Regions from separate parts of the Homo sapiens genome. Here region 1 is linked to region 2. Evidence: chromatin loops called from intact Hi-C (ENCODE). Cell type or tissue: mammary epithelial cell. All regions are shown on one strand. Links, peaks and the distances in the headings refer to the core of each region. The heading gives the core; the rest is flanking DNA. Region 1 overlaps TMEM154 (transmembrane protein 154). Region 2 has its middle 45 kb from the start of TIGD4.

Region 1 (8,338 bases), core at 150-8,149, 79 kb before region 2:
ATGGAAAATCTATGGTTGAGTGTAGCCACCTTCATCAACGATTTGAACTAGGTCTTCTAGATAACTTGCTGCAGCTCCTACATCAGTCCTTGCTGCTTCATCTTGCACTGTTATGTTATAGAAATGGCTTTTTCCCTTAAACCTCATGAAACACCCTCTGCTAGCTTCCAATTTTTCTTCTGCAGCTTCCTCACCTCTCTCAGCCTTTGTAGAATTAAGGAGAATTAAGGCCTTGCTCTGGATTAGGCTTAGGCTTAAGAGAATGCTGTGACTGGTTTGATCTTCTACCCAGACCACTGAAACTTTCTCTATATCAACAATAATACTGCTTTGCTTTCCTATCATTGTATGTTCACTGAGTAGCACTTTTAGTTTCCTTCAAGAACTTTTTCTTTGCATTTACAACTTGGCTAAATGTTTGGCACAAGAGGCCTGGTTTTCAGCCTATCTCAGCTTTCAACTTGCCTTCCTCACAAGGCTTAATCATTTCTAGCTTTTCACTTAAAATGAGAGATATGTGACTCTTCTTCCATTTGAACACTTACATGCCATTGTAGGGTTATGAATTGGCCTAATTTCAATATTGTTCTGTATCAGGGAATAGAGAGGCCTGAAGACAGGGAGAGAGACAGGGAATGGCTTGTTGGTGAAGCAGTCAGAACACACACAATGTTTATCAATTAAGTTCACTGTCTTCTGTGAGCATGGTTTCAGGCACTCCAAAACAATTACAACAGTAATATCAAAGATAACTGATCACAGATCACCATAACAGGCATAGTAGTATTGAAAACATTTGAAATATTGTGAGAATTATCAAAATGTAATGCAGAGACACAAAGTAAACATGTGCTGTTGAAAAAATGATACCAATAGACTGGTTTGAGGCAATGGTTGCCATAAAACTTCAATTTGTTAAAAAAAAAAAAAAAAGCAATACCTGTAAAGTGCAATAAAGCAAAGTGCAACCAAACAAGGCGTGCCTGTATTTTGAAATTCAATTAAACTTTTTTTTTTTTTAAAGAAAGGAATATGCATATATTCACTTCTGGAAAATTTCATTGAAATGTATTATTTATCACTTACTATTATATGTAGTCCTTGTTGCTTAATTTTAAAACATCTCTGCTCCTTCTCCAATCCCACCCCCACCTGTAGGCAGGTTTTAGGATAATACTCACATGTCTGTAAAGCACTCTGAGATCCTTGGCTAGAAGGTTCTGTATCAAAGCAAAGAATATTTTGTTTTATTGATTGTTCACTAACACATGAAGCAATTTTCTGGAAATGGAAATACACCAAATATTTACCTTGTTTAGTTCTTTTTCTTTTATAGTATGTTGCAAGGAATACCACGGATAAAAGTAAGAGGACCAATAAAATCAATGGGATTAACACCATCAGTATAAACTCTAACTGATTTTCATCCGGAGCAAAGTTGGTAGAATTTATATTTGCATTTAATGTTTCTTTGATGGTCACTGCAGCAAATGTGCTTGGAATAGTCACTTTATTTGGTCTTTCAGATTCCACAGTTGTATCTCCTGAGTTTTCTAATTCCTCATAATTACCTGTGGGAATAGATACAAAATTGAAATTTCCATGGAGACAAAGTTAGTATGTTATATTGTCAATGATTTTTAAATTATTCCTAGATACATTCTGTGATAAATTTGACCCACTATACTTGGCCTCCAAGCTAAGTGTGACACAGAACATTGATTTAACATAAATGAAGCTCAAGCTGGGAGTGTATTGAATATGGAATCAGAGCTCAGAGAAAAACCTTGCACAAAGGTAGGCAGTTTTGCATTGACCAGACATTTTAGATACGCTTAAGCAAAGTGGATTCGGAAGCTTCCTCATGTTAAGGGTGATTTTCCAAGCCAAGTAATGTGATATTACAGGACATCTCCTATAGGGTATGATAATATTTTAACAAAATGTCTGAATAAATTTAAATTCACATTTACTAAAATTAAGTACATGCCATACAGCACTTTTAGATGTAAAGAAATGCACTCTGTGTCCTAATTTTTTTTTTTTTTTTTGAGGCAGAGTCTTGCTCCATTGCCCAGGCTGGAGCGTAGTGGCATGATCTCAGCTCACTGCAACCTCCACCTCCTGGGTTCAAGCAATTCTCGTGCCTCAGCCTCCAGAGTAGCTGGGATTACAGGCATGTGCCACCATACCCAGCTAATTTTTGTATTTTTAGTAGAGACAGGGTTTCACCATGTTGGCCAGGCTGGTCTCGAACTCCATGCCTCAAGTGATCCACCCGCCTCAGCCTACCAAAGTGCTAGAATTGCAGGTGTGAGCCACTGCGCCTGTCTGTGTCCTAATATTTAAATAAAAGGTTACCTATCAATGGAAAATAATTCTTTGAAAATGAATTGACTGTGCCGGGCATGGTGGTTCACGCCTGTAATCCCAGCACTATGGGAGGCTGAGGTGGGCAGATCACCTGAGGTCAGGAGTTCGAGACCAGCCTGACCAACATGGTGAAACCCTGTCTTTACTAAAAATACAAAAATTAGCTGGGCGTGGTGGTGCATGCCTATAATCCCAGCTACTTGGGAGGCTGAGGCAAGAGAATTGCTTGAACCCAGGAAGCAGAGGTTGCAGTCAGCCAAGATCGCGCCATTGCACTTCAGCCTAGGCAACAAGAGCGACACTCCATCTCAAAAAAAAAAGAAAAAGAAAAAAGAAAAGGAAAATAAAAACCATCAGGATGAGAAAGGACTACTGACTTGATGACTATCTGAAAAACTTTTCCTTACCTGTCTAAGCAGTAGTCATGGTAAGATAAGCTGAAGGTCTTTGTCCTAATATCGTATAATGTTGTCTACCTTTCAGAAGGGGCCAACTGAGGAAAATACCTCGTAAGTTGATGCTACAGAAAACTTATCAAATGAGATAATTTACAAGAAAGTTATTCTAAGGTGAAAGGAACTATGCAAATACAGAAGTCAGCTGCTTTAAACCACACTCTGCGGTATAGGTTAGGCAATTACTTTACAGAATGATCAAACTGGACATTGCAGAGCCAATTCAATAGTTCATCTATCTTCATAATCCCATGACAATGGAGTCCTCTGATTTTGGTTGAAACAATAAAAATGTTTGGTCACTGCTATGAATTGAATGTTTGCATTCCCCTCAAATTCATATATTGAAGCCCTAATCCTCAATGTGATGGATTAGGGCTAAGAGGTGAGGCCTTTGAGAGGTCATTAGGTTTAGATGAGGTCATGAGAGTGGGGACCCTATGACAGGATTATTGCTCCTATGAGAAGATAAGAAAACCAGAGTTCTCTTTCCTTGCCATATGTGGATACGGAAAGGTGGTGACTGCAGGCCAGGGAGAGAGTTCTCACCAAATACTAAATCTTCTAGCACCTTTGATCTTGAACTTCCCAGCCTCCAGAACTGTGAGAAATAAATGTCTGTTGTTTTAAGTCTTGCAGTCTGTGGTATTTTGTTATGGTATCTGAGCTAAGACAGTAAGAATCTAATTGTGTTGATTGTATGAATAAATACTTTCAGTCTCCCACATCAGGGAATTCATTTGATAATCCCTTTAGTAAATGCAACCCCAAACCATCAGAATCAATTACAAACTACAGAGTAAACTCACTGGTGTTTCTCATGTGTATATGCCAAAGGCAGGATTGAAAAAAAAAACTACCAATGTTTGAAGAGTGGAGGGGCTTCAAAATGGCTGACTAGATGCATCTGGCAGTCACCTCTTCACAAAAAATAACAAAAATACTGAGTAGATAAGCTACATTTTGAATTGATCATTTAAGGGAGAACACAGGAATTCAACAGAGTAGTAATAGACAACACTTAAAGCACGGAAGGAGAGGGAAATAAGGCATCCTTCTTGGCTGAGACTGGCTGGGAGCCAGGAGAAGCTCCCCAATGTGGGGAAAGGGTAGTGGTCCATATTTCCACTGCAGACTCCTGCAGCCTAGCCACGGGAGAGCCCCTCAACTCTCACAGGCCCTGAGACTAACACTGAGAGCGCCTGTACACTGTGCAATGGCATTGCTCCAGAGAGGGACCTTATGCGGAGTCCCACACACCCCTGAGCCCTAGTGGCTGCAGCACAGTGCCACTTTGAGGGCCCAGCCCCCACCAGACTGTATCCTGCCCTAGGGCCCAACAGCCCCTGAATCTCCATGTCTCTGGAGCTCCTGCCTGCAGCCACCAGCGCTGCTGGCTGCTGCTGCCAGGGCCAAGGTAGGAGCCGCTGGCAGCACCCCTCCCCCCACCCCTGGCCAGCAGCGGGGCGCTCACACATGTTTATGTGCCTCAAGGACAAACTCCACTGTCCTCAGCTATTGCTGCTATAAACTGCTGCTGCTAGGGCCAAAGCATGAGCAAAGCATAGCCCCAGCTGGCTGCCTATGGTTGCTCCCACTGAAAGCAATCCCATCCTCTGCAGTAGCAGGCAGCAGTGTAGTCACTGCTGCCTTCACCTGAGCTTTCTATCAGCAGCCTGGGGATTGCTTCACCCCTACCTATTACAGCCAGCTACTGCATGCCCCACCAGAGAGTCAAAGAACAGGTCTGCACAGGCCAGCTCTCTCCCAGTGCAGTACTTGAGTGTGCCATTTGGGGCCTGGTGATTGCCCAGCCCAGTCTAGTCCATCACCACTGGCACCACAGCATTCCTCCCAGATGCCTGAGGTTGGGACTACCCACTCTGCTGCCACCATCATAGTTGGCATCCACCCTCATGTACCAGCTACAGGCCTGGGGACTGGCCTGCCCAGTCCATTGCAACCACTGCCAACACTAGCATGGGTACTTGGGACCCAGCGTGTTGTCCTACCACTGATACTGCCAACACCCACGTCAATCTGCCTACCTGCCTGGCTAACCACTACCATTTCTAGCACCCAAGCAAGACACCTGGAAGCCCAAAAACCAGCCTGCCTGGACACACTAACACCAGTGCCAGTGTATACTGCCTTGGGATCCAAGGACAGATATGCTCAACCCACCCCTGTCACCACTGGGGCCTGAAGACTGGCCCACCTGGTATCCTAGTCCCCAGCAATACTTCACCACAGCCTCCACTAACAACCACATCCTAAGCTGCTGGGGAAGCCACAGATACTACTGGCACTGGTTCCAGCAGAATAAATCATATGGAGACTACACTAATGTACATACCCAGAATCAAAGCCAAAGCACTCTACCTAACCAACACCAAAGAAACACCTTACTTTCATAGGGGAGAACTTTTTCCTCCCCTATGAAAGTAAATTCAGAGGCCGGGCGCAGTGGCTCATGCCTGTAATCCCAGCATTTTGGGAGGCTGAGGCAGGTGGATCACCTGAGGTCGGGAGTTCAAGACCAGCCTGACCAACATGGAGAAACCCCATCTCTACGAAAAATACAAAATTAGCCGGGCATGGTGGTGCATGCCTGTAATCCCAGTTACTCAGGAGGCTGAGGCAGGAGAATCGTTTGAACCTGGGAGGTGGAGGTTGCGGTGAGCCAAGATCATGCCATTGCACTCCAGCCATGAGAGGATACAGAAAAACAATACCCAAAATTAGAAAACAATTCAGGGTATGAATGAGAGAAATTCACCAAAGAGATAGAGATAATAAAAAAGAACCAAACAAATTCTGGACCTGAAGAATTCATAAAATAAAATCAAATACACTTGAAAGCTTCAACAATAGACTAAATCAAGCAGAAGGAAGAATCTCAGAATTTGAAGACAGGTCTTTTGAAATAACCTAGTCAGATAAAAATAAAGAAAAAAGAATGAGAAAAGCCTGTGTGACATACGAGATACCATAAAGCAAGAAGGCAAAGAGAAAATGAGTGTTAGAAAACCTTTTTAATGAAACAAGGCCAGATGCAGTGGCTCATGCCTGTAATCCCAGCACTTTGGGAGGACAAGGAGGGCAGATTGCTTGAGCTCATGAGTTCAAGGCCAGACTGGGCAACATGGCAAAACTCCATCTCTACTAAAAATACAAAAATTAGCTGGGTGTGGTGGCATGCTCCTGAAAACCCAGCTACTCAGGAGGCTTAGGCAGGAGGACCATCTGAGCCCTGGAGGCAGAGGTTGCAGTGAGCTGAGATTGTGCCACTGTACTTTAGCCTCAGCAACAGAGCCAGATCCTGCCTAAAAAGAAAAAGAAAAAGAAGACCTGTTTAATGAAACAATAGATGAAAACTTCCCAAGTTTCGCAAGAGATTTAGACATCCAGATACAGGAAGCTCAGAATTCTCCAAATAGATATAATTCAACAAAGGACTTCTCCACAGCACATTATAGTCAAACTGTCAAACATCAAAGACAAAGAAATAATCTAAAATCAGCAAGAGAAACGCATGTAGTCACCTATAAAGGAACCCCTATCAGACTAACAGTTAATTTCTCAGCAGAAATCTTACAGGCCAGGAGACAACAGGGTAATAAAGTCAAAGGGCTGAAAGAAAACAAAACAATGACAACAAAAACCCTGTCAACCAAGGATTCTATACCCAGCAAAGTTATCCTTCAAAAACAAAGGAAAAACAAAGTCTTTCCCAGACATGCAAAAGCTGAGGGAATTCGTTACCACTAGACTGGCCCTAAAAGAAATGCTTAAGGGAGTCCACTGAGAAGCAAAAGAACAATATTTATCATCATGAAAACAATGTTAGAACACAAAACAAGCTCAACACATTTTTAAAAATTGAAATCATATCAAATATCTTCTCAGACCACAACAGAATAAAACTACAAGTCAATAATAAGAAGAACTTTGGAGACTGTACAAATACATGGAAATTAAATAACATGCTCCTGAATGACCATTGAGTCAAGAAAGAAATTAAGGAGGAAATTTTTTAAAAAAGGCTTGAAACAAATAAAAATGGAAACACACCATGCTAAAACCTATGGGATACAGCAAAAGCAGTGCTAAGAGGGAAGTTTATAGTAACAAATACCTACATCAAAGAAGTAGAAAGATTTTAAACAGACAATCTAGTGATGCATCTCAAGGAACTAGAAAAGCAAGAGCAAATCAAACCCAAAATTAGTAGAAGGAAAGAAATAATAAAGATCAGAGCAGAACTAAATGAAATAGAGACTAAAAACAAACAAAAAACAAACAACACTACAATGAAATATCATTTCATTGAATGGTTATTTTTGGGCACAGTGGCTAATGCCTATAATCTCAGCATTTTTGGAGGTCAAGATAGGAGGATCACCTGAGGTCAGGAGTTTGAGACCAGCCTGGCCAGCTAAAAATACAAAATTTTTAGCTTTACTAAAAATACAAAAACTAGCTGGGCATGGTGGCACACTTCTGTAGTTCCAGCTACTTGGGAGGCTGAGGCAGGAGGATCACTTCAACCCAGGAGTTGGAGGTTGCAGTGAACTGAGATCACACCATTGCACTCCAGCCTGGGTGACAGAGCAAGATTCCATCTCAAAAGAAAAAAAAAAAAGGTTATTGTTGAAAAGGAAAAAGCATTCTTGCCTCATCTCTGGCAAGAATGCAGAGATAAGGGAACTCTTACACACTGTTGGTGGGAATGTAAATTAGTACAGCCACTATGGAAAACAGTAGGGCAATTTCTCAAAAAACTAACAAGAGAACTACCATACAATCCTCAATCTCACTACTGGGTATTTATCCAAAGGAAAATAAATCAGTATATCAAAGGAATAATTGCACTCGCGTGTTCATTGCAGCACTATTCACAATAGCCAAGATATGAAATCAACCGACGTATCTATCAATGGTTGAATGGATAAATAAAATGTGGTATATATACACAATGGAATACTATTCAGTCATAAAAAAGAATGAAATCATGTCTTATGCTGCAACATAGATAAAGCTGGAGGTCATTATTTTAAGTAAAATAAGACAGGCACAGAAAGACAAATATCTTATGTTCTTGCTCATATGTGGGAGCTAAAAAAGTTGATCTTACAAAGGTAGAGAGTATAATTATAAATATCAGAGGCTGGGAAGGGTGTGTGGGTAAGAGTAGGGGAAGAAGAGAGGTTGGTTAATGGGTAGAAACATACAGTTAGACAGTATAAATTATAATGTCCAATAGTAGAGTAGGACGACTGTAGTTAACAATAATATATTTTATATTTCAAAGTAGCTAGAAGACAGGACTTGAAATGTCCTCAGCACATAGAAATGATAAATACTTAAAGTGATGGATACCCCAAATACACTGACTTAATCATTATAGATTCTATCCATGCAACAAAAAATATCACATGTGCCCTATAAGTATGTAAAATATTATGTGTCAATAAAAATCCACCACTTACTGATCTCTGCCTTCTGAG
Region 2 (8,338 bases), core at 287-8,286:
TAGAAAAATTAGCTGGGTGTGGTGGCATGCACTTGTGGTCCCAGCTACTCAGAAGACTGAGTGAGATGGGAAGATCACTTGAGCTCAGGAGGTCGAGGCTGCAATGAGCTGAGATCGTGCCACTGCATTCCAGCCTGGGCGACAGAGTGGGACCCTGTCTCTAAAAGACAAAACAAAACAAATAAACCAAAAACAAACAGGTGAATAAATCAAACACTGATCCAGGCAATAAGATACAGCAGCAAATAAAACTAACAAAAATCCTTACTATGATGGAGCTTACATTCCACTGAGGAAACAGACCATAAGCAAGATAAATAAATAAAATTTAGTAGCATGTTAGATAATATTGAGTGCTAAGGAGAAAAAACAACACAGGAAAGGGGAAATAAAGTGCTGGGGAGGAGTGTAAAATTTTAAATAGCAGAGCCAGGCAAGACCTCAATAAAAGGCGACATTTGAATAAACCTGAAGGAAATGAGGGAACTAGCCACAAAAATATCTGGGCAAAGAGCAGTCCATGCAGAGGGAACAGCATGTGCAAAGGCCTAGAGGCATGAACACACCTGCTAAGTTCCAGTAACAGTGGGAAGGCCAGTTTGTCTAGACTTCAGTGAATGAGGGGAGAAGTTGGAGATTAGGTAAAGACATAGTGGAGTCCCAATCTTCTTGAACCTTGGGGGCCCTAATGAGGCTTTGGCTTTTACTCCAAGTGAGCTGGGAGCCACTGGAGCATTCTGAGCAGGATAGCAATATGATGGAACATACATGTTAACAAGATCACTCTGGCAGATTTTTGAGGATAGATTGCAAGGGACAAGAGCAGAATCAGAGAAACCACTAGTGCTATATTCCTGGAGAAAAATGATGGTAGCTCAGAACAAGATGGCTGCAGTGGAGCGGGTGACAAATAGACAAACAATCAATTTCTGATTATAACTTGAATATAGAGTCAATAAAACTTGAGGGATCTCTGATGGATCAAAGAGAGAGAGAGAGGAAACAGGGATAAGTCTAAGGGATTAGGCTGAGCAGCTGGAAAAATGGAGTTGCCTTTAACTGAGGTAGGGAAGACTGGAGAGAGCAAGTTATGTGTGAGGGGAGGGAGATACCAGGAGTTCAGTTTAGGACCTGTCAGATTTTAGATGTCCAGATGCCAATTGGATACACTGGCCTGGACTTCAGGGGAGTGGTCTGTGTTAGAGATAACAATGTGAGAATGATCCGCAGATAGGTGATATTTAAAGCTATAAGACTAGATGAGATCAAATAGGGAGTGAGCATATAGACAAAAAGAAGGGATCTGAGGACTAGGCCCCTGGACATTCCAACGTTCAGAAGTTGAGGAGTTGAGGAATAAGAAACTATTATAGGAGATGAAAATGGGCTGGGCACAGTGGCTCACGCCTGTAATCCCAGTACTTTGGGAGGCTGAGGTGGGTGGATTGCTTGAGTCCAGGAGTTTGAGACAAGCCTGGGCAACATGGCAAAACCCTGTCTCTACAAAAAAATACCAAAAAAGTTAGCCAGGTGTGGTGGTACATGCCTGTAGTCCCAGCTACTTAGGAGGCTGATGTGGGAGGATTGATTGAGCCTGGGAGATGGAGGCTGCAGTGAGCCGAGACTGCACCATTGTGCTACAGCCTGGATGACAGATCAAGACCCTGTGTCCAACCAAAAAAAAAAAAAAAAAAAAAAAGGTGGGGAGAGAGGGAGAGAAAATGGAACCATCAGAAAAGTTGGAGGAAAACTAGGCAAGTGTGCTATTCCGGAAGCCAAGTGAAAAAAGCGTTTCAAGGAGGACAGCATGATCAAACAACTGTGTAAAATGCTGCAACAGGTCAACTCAGATGAGGATTGGGAAAGAATCACAGGATTTAGCAATATGGAGGTCACTGGTACCCTGTTCAGAGCAGTTTCAGAGTAGAGATTCAAGAAATAATGGGAGAAAAGACATTGATGTCTGTGAATCATATGGTTTGGATCTGCATCCCTCCAAATCTCATGTTGAACTGTAGTCCCCAGTATTAGAGGTAGGGCCTGGTGGGAAGTGCTTGGATCCTGGGGGTGGATTTCTCATAAATGGTTTGACACCAGCCCCTTGGTGCTTTTCTTCTGACAGTCAGTTCTCGAGAGATCTGGTTGTCTAAAAGTGTGCAGCATATCCCCCCTTGCTCTCTCTTGCTCCTGCTCCCACCATGTGAGATGCCTCACCCCCCACCTTAATTGTAAGTTTCCTGAGGCCTCCCAGAAACTGAGCAGATGTCAAGATCATGCTTCCTGTACAGCCTGGAGAACTGTGAGCCAATTAAACCTCTTTTATTTCTTTTTTTTTGAGACGGAGTCTTGCTCTGTCGCCTCTGAAGCCGGGCTGGAGTGCAGTGGTGCGATCTCAGCTCACTGCAACCTCCGCCTCCTGGGTTCAAGCAATTCTCCTGCCTCAGCCTCCTGAGTAGCCAGGATTACAGGCACGCACCACCACACCAAGCTAGTGTTTGTATTTTTAGTAGAGACAGGGTTTTGCCATGTTGGCCAGGCTAGTTTCCAACTCTTGACCTCAAGTGATTCACCTGCCTTGGCCTCCCAAAGTGCTGGGATTACAGGCATGAGCCACCATACCCAGCCAAACCTCTTTTCTTTATAAATTACGCAGTCTCAGGTATTTCTTTGTAGCAATGTGAGAATGTACAGTGAGTATAGACAATTATTTGTGTGTGTTTGTTATTGTTTTTTAGAGGTAGGGTCTCACGCTGTTGCCCAGGCTGGAGTGCAGTGGTGCAATCATAGCTCAGGGCAGCCGAAACTCCTGGGTTCAAATGATCCTCCTGCCTCAGCCTCCTGAGTAGCTGGGATTACAGGCATGTGCCACCACGCCTAGCTAATTTTCATTTTTATTTTTTATTTTTGTAGATACAGGGGTATCAATGTGTTGCCCAGGCTGTTCCTGAACTTCTGAGCTCAGGTGATCCTCCCATCTAGGCCTCCCAAAGTGCTGGGATTACAGGTGTCAGCACTGCGCCTGACCTCTACAATTCTTTTAAGGAGTTTTGCTCTAGAAGGAATTGGGGGAATATAGCAATAGCCAGATGGGAAGCTGGGGCCAAGAAATATTTTTTTAAGATGGGAGAAATAGCACCATGCTTGGAGGTTGATGGGAATAACCTGGTAGAGAGGGGGAAACTGATGAAGAAAGGAAGGAGAATTTTTTTAGGAGGGAATGACCTCTAAGGTACTAGTGATGAGTTGACCTAAGCTAGGAGCTAAGTTCCTCTACAGGAACAGGAGTGAACAAAGAATACAAACACAGATAGATGCTTCACATTTACATTAAATATTAAATAAAATTTGAAATTCAGTTCCTCACTTGCAGAAGTCACATTTCAAGCACTCAGTAGCCCTATGTAACGTGTGACTGAGGCTATTTTATTGGACAGAGTGGCTGTAAAATATATCCATCATTGCAGAAAGTTCTTTTGGACAGCACTGGCCTAGGGTGTGACCATGGGTATAAGTGGCTGAGTTGGATGGAGGACAAGATCACTAGAGAGGCCAGGGTGTTAGAAAGATCATCTGTGTGTAACTTGAAATTGCTAAGACCCAAGACAGAGGTAATATTGAGGTGAGTGAAAGTGGGTCAGTTATTAAAATTATAAAAAAGTGATTAATAAATGACTGGAGACTAAGTGATATGGTCTGATGATAAGATAATTATGGAGGAGGCAGGGGGCATGGTCTAGAAGCAGCAATGAGAAGCAAGAAGAACCCTACCCCAACCTTCAGGTCCTGTGGAAGGGAAGCCAGCTACCACTGCAGAGGGCTTCAGGGAAGCAGTGTCACCAGGGGACAGAGCCAAGTTTCAGTTACTCCTCCAGGGGGAGGGGAAGGACACACTCAGAGGAGAGCACGAAGGAAAGGATTCTGCTGACGATTGCAAGTGAAAGGGTTTCGGGAGATGAGGAGGATGGCGAGTGAGGCTAGAAAAGGGGATGGGCAGAGTCAGATGGGGATTAGATGCCCAGGGATGAGAGGTGACCTGGGAGTCTTGGGTTTCTTGTGGGACAGACATCAGTGGGGATAAGGGACATGATGAAATTAGTCCTGATGGTCACAAGGTACATAGTGAAGGATTGGGGGTGGGGTGGGGTGTCTTGACAGGAGCTGGAGGGGTTGGGGATCCCCCTTGATGGTTGCTAGGAGAGGCGTGGAGTCTGGCTGAAGGGGCATCTTACACTGAGCCATGCCCTTTCTTGGTGGCTGCCTAATGGAGGCCTTACTTGATCCCCACAACTCTATAAAGTGCACACTATTGTTATTCCAATTTTACAGAAGCAGATATATTTAAAAAGCAAGGACTTGGTGAATGAGGGCCTTTAAATTGCAGGTTGAATCTTAATCACCAATGAGGAAGTTGAGAAAGGGAGTCTATTTGGGTGTGAAAGTGGAGGGGAATAAAGGACTGGGAGGTGGATTCTGGTTTAACATGTCTGGAGTTGAAGTTGCAGGCAGCGGGGACTGCCACGTGGAAATGAGTTGAAGGTGCTTGGAACTATGGAAGTTGGCTCGGCATAGGTGTCAGAGCTGGAGAAGTGGATTTAAAGTCAGCAGTCCAAGCCAGAGCAGATTTTTCACCCCCAGATCTTCCCAGGTCTTACCACCTCAGGGAAAATGGAATTGTTTTCTAGGGGTGAGAAACAAGAAGGGATTAGAAATAAATTTCAAGGCCGGGTGCAGTGGCTCATGCCTGTAATTCCAGCACTTTGGTAGGCCAAGGCAGGCAGATCATTAGAGGTCAGGAGTTCGAGACCAGCCTGACCAACATGGTGAAACCCCGTTTCTACTAAAATACAAAAATTAGCCAGGTGTGGTTGTGGGCATCTGTAATTTCAGCTACTTGGGAGGCTGAGGCAGGAGAATTGCTTGAACCCAGGAGGCAGAGGTTGCAGTGAGCTGAGATCTCACCACTACATTCCAGCCTGGGCAACAGAGCAAGACTCCCTCTCAAAAAATAAAATAAAAATAAGTGAATTTCAATTTAGGAACCTGATAAAATCCCAGCTGTTGCCCTCAAACTACCTGTATAATATCTTTTCTCTCGCAGTGTTCTGAAGGATTTTCTCAATTTTATTGCAGGTTGAAGGCTAATGCTTTTGAAATATTGCTTTAATAGTGACCCCTAGTGTTATAAGGAGATATCTGCTAACTGATGAGGTAGTTTGGAAACGAAAATTCCCTTAACCTGAAAGTCATTGCATAGATTGATATTGCCAGAAGGTATCTTCATAAATTATTCAGTCCATCTCTCTGCCTTTAGGGAGGATCACACTTGAACAATTCCAGGTCACTTCCCTTCAAGAAAGATGTAATGGACCTGAAGAGAGTTCAGAGAATGGCAAGTAGCATAAACAAGGAGAGAAATGTACTTTCCTGTGAGAATGGATTGAAGAAAAGGAGAAAGAAGAGGACAAGGAGGAGGAGGGACAAGAAGAAACTGCAGACTAGAAAATGGACACATACAAAACAGTGAAGTAATATAACAAATCTTTACATACTAGCTCTAAGAGGCACCTCTTTGAAACTATGAAGGGGCTGCATTAGCATAATCCTGGCGACCATTTTTGAGCATTTGCTCCATGGCAGGCATGCTTACAACCACCCATAAGGTAAGAACCATTATGATCTCCATTTTAGAGATAAGGAAACAAGGTATAGCACTCAATTACTCAGCCGAGGTGCCAGATGCTATGTCTCACACCTGTAATCCCAGCACTTTGGAAGGCTGAGGTGGGGGAATTGCTTGAGTCAAGACATTTGACACCAGCCTGGGCAACATAGAGAGACCTCATCTCTACAGAAAATAAACAAAATAAGCTGCATGCAGTGATGCACATCTGTAGTACCAGCTACTCGAGAGGCTGAGCTGGGAGGATCACTTGAGTTCAGGAGGTTGAGGTTGCAGTGAGCTGAGCTCATACCACTGCCCTTCAGCCTGGGCAACAGAGGGTGAAAAACATAAAAATAAAAAAATTGCTAAGCTGAGACAGCTCCAAGGGGCAAAATCAGGATTGGAACTCAGGCTTTTTGACTCCTAAGTGTGTGCTTCTAACCTCAATGCAACAGCCCTTAACTAATAAATAGGAATGCTAATTTATATGCAGAAAGCACATAAGTCATTAAACTGGCAAAGGCTAAAAATATAAATTTGTTCTAGAAAAGTGTGGATGTGGACATGGCAGTTTGGGAACATCTGTGATGTTTTCAGGCAAATCCCCTGATCTGACCCGGTGTGCTAATTCTCGTGTCCTTACTACACATCAAATCTGCGGATTTTCAGAGTAGAAACCTCATGCAGACCAAGCAGTACATTTCAATTTTTTAAAATCTGCAACAGCAGAGAAATTCTTCATGTCTAGCTAAATCCCTCCTGTTGATGCCCATTTTCTTTTATCCTGTCATCAATGAAGATGGAAAACAGCTGGACATAATCCTCTCTAACCTTTTCTATATGTGAACACCATTAAGTCTCTCCAGGTTTCTGCTCTATCCACTTTCAAGATACATAGTCCTCCTTCCCTTTGAATATCTCCACAGGTTTTGTTATTTATCTTGTGATTTTAATGACCCTTAGGGAAGCATTTCCAATCCTAAAGAGAAGTTTGTGCTGATGTAATTAGTAAACCATAAAAATGTCTTCATTCATAAAAGCAATGCAATGCCTCTAATTTTCAAAGGAGTTCCATATTCCTTATCTTGCTTGATTCTCACATATTTGTCCCTGTTTTACAGAAGTGAAAGTGAGGCTCAGAGAAATTAAGTGATTTGCCCAAGTTCATATAAGGAAATAGTGGAAAAAATTAACAAGATTGTTAAAAAGAGGGAGCAAGGTATATGATGACTGAGAAAGTCAAAGGGAAATTTTTAGAAGACATGTAAGTGTCAAAAAATAATCCTTTTTGCCTTTCTGTTTGTCTTTGGTAACTATCAGCATCTGGAAATATAAATATTCAGCAAACAAAAGTACAGCCTCCCTTTCCAGTCACCCATACGGCTTTCATTTTCAAAACTGGAGCCCAGAGACCCTCCTTCCACTTATAGGACTTAGGGAGCTGCCAACTCAGTGCCACCTAATTATTATGAAGCCAGGCACTCTTCCCACCATCCCACCTGTATTCACTTGCGGAATCTTTACAACTCTCTGAGCTGGGTGTTATTGTTACCTCCCACTTCACAGATTTGGAAACAAATCCAGTTAAGTTAAATAATTGGCCCAAGGTCATACAGAGAGTCTTGGTAAATATAAAGGTAAAGTTTAAGTAAAAGCCATGTAAATTCTGCATTTAAATTATTAAGCAGTAAGTATTCATCACAGACAATGATCCAGTATAATGGCTGTAAGATACGTAAGACAAATACGATCCCTTGAACGCACATGGAAATTGAGTCCCAGTGAGGTTAAGTCATTCCGTCTTGATCACACAGTGAGGCAGGGCTGATACGGTTAGCATCCATTAGCATGGCCATATTAGTTCTTAAAATGTTCAGTATTTCTGTACAAATTGGTATTAGTTGCTGCCCCAAGCCCTCCATGGGCCTCTCCCCTGTGAAACCTTCAGATCTCCCCATAGTCCAGCAACTTGTGGGGTCCCTGCTCGGTGATGATTGCACTCAGCCCTTTGGCAGGCTCCCTTTGGAAATTGGCATGGGGGACAGAGAGGAGGAGATGCTCTGCAGTAGGTCAGGTGCTTGGGAACAGAGGGTAGCCCAGGACAGGAGCCTTTAAGAGGTATCTGCTGCACAGTCGGTTTTACCCTTCCCCTCTGCATTATTACCCAAAAGGCAAAAATAGGGTTCAGGAACAGCAGAGAAAGTATCTTTCCCTTCATTCACACATTAGCAGGAGAAACTCTAGGTGTTAGAGCAAAGTAACAACCCTGCCTATGGTGCAGTGGTACCCTGGGGGGACTTAGGAGAAAGAAGACCAGTATTTGGGGAGAGCCAGAGGGCTGGAAATGAAGACTAAGGAGTTTCTCTCTTTCCTGTTTGGTGTATACATGATGATACACATACAAGAACCCCTGATACAGTGTCAGGCCCTTACCTGGTGCACAATAAATGTTTCTGAACTTTCTGGACTGATTAGATTATGATGTGAGCTGTTTAGAAAAAGGCCGTGGGAGTCTGCTTTCAGCCTTGAATTTAGTAGAGGATTATTACTAAGGCACCAGAGCAGATATGCAGGGGCCAGGGAGGAGCTGCCAAATAAGAGGACATTGTCTTGGTAAAAAAGAGAGTCTCTGAAATGGGCCAGCAGTTATAAATATCAATGGCAAATGCCTGAGCA

What was found. Peaks named below come from ENCODE experiments on the same cell type or tissue, not always from the same donor. Only the 100,000 strongest peaks of a DNase experiment are listed, where the experiment ranks them.
Region 1: a loop joins it to region 2, with 9 times the contacts of the local background. A loop is called at or near these places in 40 of 110 quality-filtered maps.

What each region holds. Positions count from the first base shown.
Region 1 is chr4:152,651,357-152,659,694 of GRCh38, forward strand. It overlaps TMEM154 (transmembrane protein 154), which reads right to left. Exons shown (of 7, transcript NM_152680.3): 2 at 1,311-1,571; 3 at 1,182-1,220. Among named protein-coding and RNA genes, the nearest start is that of TMEM154, 24 kb to the right of the region's middle. In mammary epithelial cell, for the core only: a CTCF peak has its summit at 4,616; a DNase peak (open chromatin) is centred at 4,575; H3K27ac peaks cover 403 bases.
Region 2 is chr4:152,730,347-152,738,684 of GRCh38, forward strand. No RefSeq gene overlaps it. Among named protein-coding and RNA genes, the nearest start is that of TIGD4, 45 kb to the right of the region's middle. In mammary epithelial cell, for the core only: a CTCF peak has its summit at 5,187 (motif pointing left); no DNase peak of the experiment used is centred there.